2 separate regions of the Homo sapiens genome follow, and region 1 is linked to region 2. A link is a contact called in ENCODE Hi-C or POLR2A ChIA-PET data. All regions are on one chromosome and are shown on one strand. The core of a region is the stretch at or near the end of the contact, and the rest is flanking DNA. Distances in the headings are between cores, read along the strand shown.

Region 1 (2,888 bases), core at 357-2,856, 450 kb after region 2:
CCCACCACCTTGAGAACCAGTTGTTAAACATTTACCAGCACATGACAGGTCTATTCCATTTATTTAAGAAAAACCACCTGAAGGGGCTTTTATTCCTTTATAGTATAGATAGGCAAGTCAAGCTCACAGCCAGTGATAAACCCACCTAAGATCTCACAGCTGGTAAGAGTGACTGAGTGTTGAGGCTGGCTTGTCATACTCCAAAGTTGATTTTTCCACTGTACCCTCAAAACCATTCTTCACTCCTCCAGTTCTGCCTACCCTTGACAGGTTTGATTACTCTAACTAACCAAGAGAATTGTGGGACTTAATAGCAGGTTCAAAACTGTAACTGTCATGCCTAAGTTGGTGGATGGCCACGTTTTGGCTGTGGAAGTGCAGTTTCCTGGGGGCTCACCTGGGTCACTGCCAACTTGACCTAAATCAAGTTTAAAGCCTTCCACCCTAGAGGTTAGGCAGCATATGAAAATACTGAATTCTCCACTGTCAACTGCAGAGGGTTAAAAGGGATTTGATGTAAACAAATTGCCAGGTCACACAAAAGTCAAAGTGCCACATGGCTTCCTCTTAGACAACCTGGAAGTGTTTGAAGGTCAGCAAACACAAGTGCTTCATTCAGAAGTGAACAAAGCAAATAGCAGGCTAGCATTATTGACCTTTGGGAGCAGAATTAATGGTGGCAATTGGAGATTTAAAACAAAACCAAACTGACTTGACTTCATGTTCTATTTTAATCAGGTTCCTATTTCTCTGTGTACTAACTTTGTTTTATTAAGTTTTGGGTTTTATTTTAAATGTGCTCAAAGCATAAGACATCTAAAGTAGTTAGTGGGCGTGAGGAATTAATTGACCCAGGAGCAAAGACTGCACATCTGACAATGGTTCTCAGTTTGGCTGTACATGGGAACCACCTGGGGACCTTTCAAAACGCCAGCTGCCCTGGTTGCATGCAGACCAGTTAATCCAAATCTCGGGGGCAGGGGGTAGGGGGGTCCCTGGCATTGGTCCTTGCGGATTGAAGCTCCCAGGTGATTCCCATGTGCAGCCAAGGTCGAGAACCACTACTCTTGTAGTTTATTTCCCTTATTCCCACTTAGCGTTTCTATTTTTTGAGTTTCTGTTGTGTATAGTCTGTTTGGGAAAAGCACTGTATCCAGTTACATGAGAGGTCCTGACACCACAGAAGGTGAAAAGGCCTCAGGGCGTTTCCTAGTGGGTGTTTCAGAGAATAAAGAATCCCCACACCTAGAAAACCAGTTCTCCCACACTCACCAGGAGTGACATCACCAGGAGCCAATAAAAAATTTCCACTTGAGTTTACCAGTTAAGCCCTCAATTGATTGAACCTAGAAATTGCTAGACAAACTGTGAAGGATTAGGTTCCTCCAAACTGCTCCTTTTATGAGGCCCATTCTCTGATTTACACTAGATCTAGCCTCTTACCAGTTCTCTCAGTTTCAATGCATTTGTTCTGTGGCTGTTGTAGTATTGGCAGGAGGAGGATTTGAGTCCGCAGGCAGATAAGAAGCCAAGTTTCAGAGGAAAAACAATGGAGATTCCACACCCTGAGCTCCTTGAGTCTAAAACCAAAGCCTAAAGGCTGTAGGCAAATTGTTGCTGCCCCCTATTGGCAGTGATTGGTGTTGACGCATGAGAAAGAGTCCAAGCCCCCTGGTGGTAAATTCCAGCTAGGCCCATCCCTTGCTGTCGCTCCACATTCCACTAACAATGCTGTAGGCACAAAAGAATTCCCCCTTAAATATATCAGATGGGAGTTGTGAAAGGAAAATAAATCTTGGGACCCCAAAATCACTAAGCTAAAGGGAAGTCAAGCTGGGAACTGCGTCAAGCAAACCTGCCTCCCATTTTATTCCTAAATAAGACAGCTACAAAGATAAAAAAAAAAAAAAGACATACCTCCCTCACAATTTGCCCACAAGGAAATTCCTCGTGGACAAAGGACAGACAGAGCTCAAAGTCATCCCTCTGAGGCTCATGTGAGACAAATGCATATCTGATTGCTTCCTCTGCCCTGTCGTTTCACCAAGGCAGACCAGGCATAAGTGACTATTCCTCCACCCTCCTCTCCCATGTGAATTGTATATTCAGTGAAAGGCTAATCAGAGACCCAATAGAATGCAACAAATGTCTCTTATCTACCTGTGATCTGGAAGCCCCCTCCCCTGATTCGAGTTGTCCTGCCTGTCTGGACGGAACCAATGTACATCTTACACATGTTGATTGATGTCTCACGTCTCCCTAAAATGTGTAGAACCAAGCTGTGCTCCGACCACCTTGGGCCCATGTAGCCAGGACCTCTTGAGGCTGTGTCATGGGTGCATCCTTAACCTTGGCAAAATAAACTTTCTAAATTGACTGAGGCCTGTCTCAGATATTTTGGATTCACAAATTGGTAACCATGAAGGGATTCTGAGTGGAGGTACCCCTGACCTTTGACAAATCTACTGTTGGTGCTTGGTACCAGCTTGAGCTATCTTTATGGCTCAAGCCAGTAGGACAATTGGCTGAGGCCTGGGAGACACCCCCACCCCCGACCAAGAGAATCCCTGATCTCTCCAAATTTGGTTGAGATCTAAAGTTTATTTTGCTGTATAACTCCTTTTCTGGAGTTTCACTTGCTCCCAAAAAGGAAGGCAAGTTTTCCTGCTTCCATGATGAAGAGTGCAGGTAACTCCTTTCTGGAATTTCAGCTCACTTCCAACAGGGAAGGCGAGTTTGAGTTTTTTCCTGCTTCAAAGATGGTAGAGAGCAGTGTTCAGCCTGAGCCCCATTCCTAGGTAAGTAGCTGAATTGGGCTTTTGTCTTGGCTAAAGTTAAAATTAACAATCAGCTGGTTTTAATTTATCCTTACCATTAGAGCGCTTGGT
Region 2 (2,860 bases), core at 156-2,655:
TCTGGCTGAGACTGCTTGTTGCCTACCTAATATTCACTTTTCCTTACATCTTTAGTCAATGAGTCCTGATATTTTTCAGGGTGGCAGCCTAACTAAAAGAGTATATTTCCCAGCTAAGCATGGCATTATAACTGAATTCTGTCCAATATGAAAGCTATTGGGTGTCACTTCCGGAAAGACTCCTTAGAAAGGAATAGGACGTGCCTCTTCTTGCCTTACCCCTTTTACCTTCCTGTTCCCTGGAATGTAGATGTGATGGCTGCAGCCAGAGTAGCCATATTGTGACACTGAGGATGCAAACCATGTATGTATGAGAATGGTGAAGCAGATAGAAGGACTCTGACTGCCCAGTGACTTTGTTAAGGTACTACATCGGCCTGGACTGACCACCTCTGGCCCTTTTTTTTTTTTTTTTTGGAGACTGAGTCTCACTCTGTCACCCAGGAGGCTACAGTGCAGTGGCATGATCTTGGCTCACTGCAACCTCTGCCTCCAAGGTTCAAGCAATTCTCCTGCCTCAGCCTCCCGAGTAGCTGGGATTACAGGTGTGTGCCACCATGCCAGGATAATTTTTTTTTGTATTTTTAGTAGAGGCGGGGTTTCACCATGTTGGCCAGGCTGGTCTCGAACTCTTGACCTCAAGTGATCCGCCTGCCTCAGCCTTCCAAAGTCCTGGGATTACAGGTGTGAGCCACCATGCCTGGCCTCACCTCTGGACTTTTTAATAATCCCTGGAGGCTATCAGAGTTTATTAAAACACCCAGAGGTTAGGATTAGACCAAATGCAGTTGGTCTAATCATAACCAACATGGTCACATAGCTAGGACTTGTAGAGCTTGGACTGTAAGACATCTAACTTTTGCTATTTCCATTCTGGACATGCACCCAGGCAGGTCATTTAAAGACAATATTTAAGTGGAAGAATAATCAAGATGTAAAACCACTCAAATAGTTTCATAAATACTTTTTGGGGAGCATAGAAGTTACTGGTCTTATAGAAGCCCTGTTGTAGAAAACTGTTTATTGTTCAGTTCTCGCTTTAGAAGTTTAAAACACATTTAGGTTTTCTCTTCTCTCGTTTATTTCAATGACTTTCCCTCCTTATCTGACTGTTAGTCTTGTTGGAATCTGGTCATGTGGTTGCTTTGTCTGGATTGTGAGAAATATAAGAATGCGCAAAGCCAGTGTAGTCTTCTCACCCAGCCGACTAACACATGACTCATGCATTCCAGTAAAGGTGGAGCAGGCCTGGCCACCAAAACCTGACCCCTGAGTCATTTCAATCAACTGCGAATGCCCAGGCAGCTGCATGCATTTGCTGAAACATTCTTTGGAAGGCATATGCTAATCCTTTCTTCCTAGATATAAATATTAACTCATCCATGCCTGTAGCACTTGTGGTCTCTGAACCCTACTTTTGGAATGCAGTTGGGGATATCAAGTTTGCAGGCTTGAGACACTGCCAGGTGACAGTTTGCTTCATTTTTCCATGGCCTTATTTAATCCTTTATTACTTTTTTTTTTGGTAGCACATGGCATTCATTTATGCACCCCTGGATGAGCAAAGTTCTTTGGCAGTTAACCTGAGTGACAAGGCACAAATCAATGGTCACTTCTTCCTTTCACAATAGGAAATTCTTGACTTAACCCTACTAGTTTCTTTCCAGCAGGGATGCAAGAGGTTACTGAGAACAGTGTCGATAACCTTGCATGATGTGCTATTTCTTTTTTCTTTTGATTAGGCTGTTTGCCCCCTTCATCATACCCTTACAAAATCATCCTCATATTTGTGTCATTAACCCTTTAACTGATTTCAACACACTTCCAGGAAGATTCAGTGGGTGTTTCAATCTACCATTTTGCAAGAGTGTCTCTTCTTACCTATCCATAAGCATAACTAATCTTTCTTTCATATCAATCTGTACTAATAGTACATTTGTAGCTCGTGGAATCTAATAAGGATTATGTAAATTTCTGCCTATTGATTTTTTTAGGTCCTCCAAACTAGATAAAAGGAAAGACTTTTATTTTCTGATGTCCCATTTAATAATTCAGTCTTCTTTTTCTGCAACTTAAACTCCATATCTATTATAATCTCTGCTTCATATAATAGCTGTTCTCATAGATACTTCAAGATTTTTTTCAGAAGGTCAAACAAGAGCTTCCTGCAAGATATAAAGGTGAGAGAACATTTAAACAGGCATCTCCAGTCATTGATAAGTTACTTGCTTCTTTGAAAATTCCAATTATCTTTGTGTACATGTTTTAAATTGCAGACGTTGTATTGGATAGAGATATCAGATTCACTGGGAAAGAGAGTGAGGGGCTAAATTTATTTTAGCTGAGATTTCTGCCACAGGCTCTTCAAGTTGAGCACCTTCTCTCAGTGGGTAGAGAGGCTAATTTAGCTTCAAAAATGATGATTTTCACAACACAAATGCAATGTACCATGAATTTCACTAGTTTAGAAAGCTAGATATTATATACTTGTGTTTTAAGAGTTCCAAGAAAAGGAGCCATTAACCATCTTACTTTTATCAATCAAAATAATTAAATTGAAAATAAAATGAAATTTTCTGAGTAAATCAGTTGTAATAATTGCTCTGTGATTTATGAAATATGAGTGGGCTGTTGAGAAATACACTCTCTAGTTGATGGACCATATATTATGCTAGCTGTTCCTTAAGGCTGCTCTTCTGAAAGCAAATCTATTTGCTGAAAGAAGTGGACTGAAATGGGAAACAAATTGTGCACTAGAAGGCACTAGAATTATGAATGTCAGCCTGGAATGGAAAACATATATTTCAGAAACATGCTTATTGGGAGAATAGACAAAGCATGAGGTCATAGGAAGGAAGGG

Evidence for each region. A loop is a pair of places that touch in the nucleus more often than their neighbours do. ChIA-PET counts read pairs that join two places held with the same protein, here RNA polymerase II (POLR2A). Pooled maps may share reads with other maps.
Region 1: a loop to region 2 is called in a map of PC-9, with 16 times the contacts of the local background. The contact joins two enhancer-like sites. A Hi-C loop is called at or near these places in 5 of 168 maps with a recorded cell type or tissue (Caco-2, IMR-90, MCF 10A and 2 more) and 6 of 50 pooled maps. POLR2A ChIA-PET finds 5 or more read pairs at or near these places in 2 of 52 experiments (HEK293 and PC-9).

What each region holds. Positions count from the first base shown.
Region 1 is chrX:12,945,714-12,948,601 of GRCh38, reverse strand. No RefSeq gene overlaps it. Among named protein-coding and RNA genes, the nearest start is that of TLR8-AS1, 3.9 kb to the right of the region's middle. RefSeq lists an enhancer at 1,390-1,519 and a cis regulatory region at 1,394-1,837. Within about 2 kb of position 1,606, at least 21 of the 41 ENCODE cell types and tissues checked have a DNase peak (open chromatin) inside an H3K27ac peak, as active enhancers do; they include PC-9, where a contact is called at or near this core.
Region 2 is chrX:13,397,041-13,399,900 of GRCh38, reverse strand. All of the region lies in intron 1 of LOC124905248 (a long non-coding RNA gene), which reads left to right. Among named protein-coding and RNA genes, the nearest start is that of LINC01203, 63 kb to the right of the region's middle. Within about 2 kb of position 1,405, at least 7 of the 41 ENCODE cell types and tissues checked have a DNase peak (open chromatin) inside an H3K27ac peak, as active enhancers do; they include PC-9, where a contact is called at or near this core.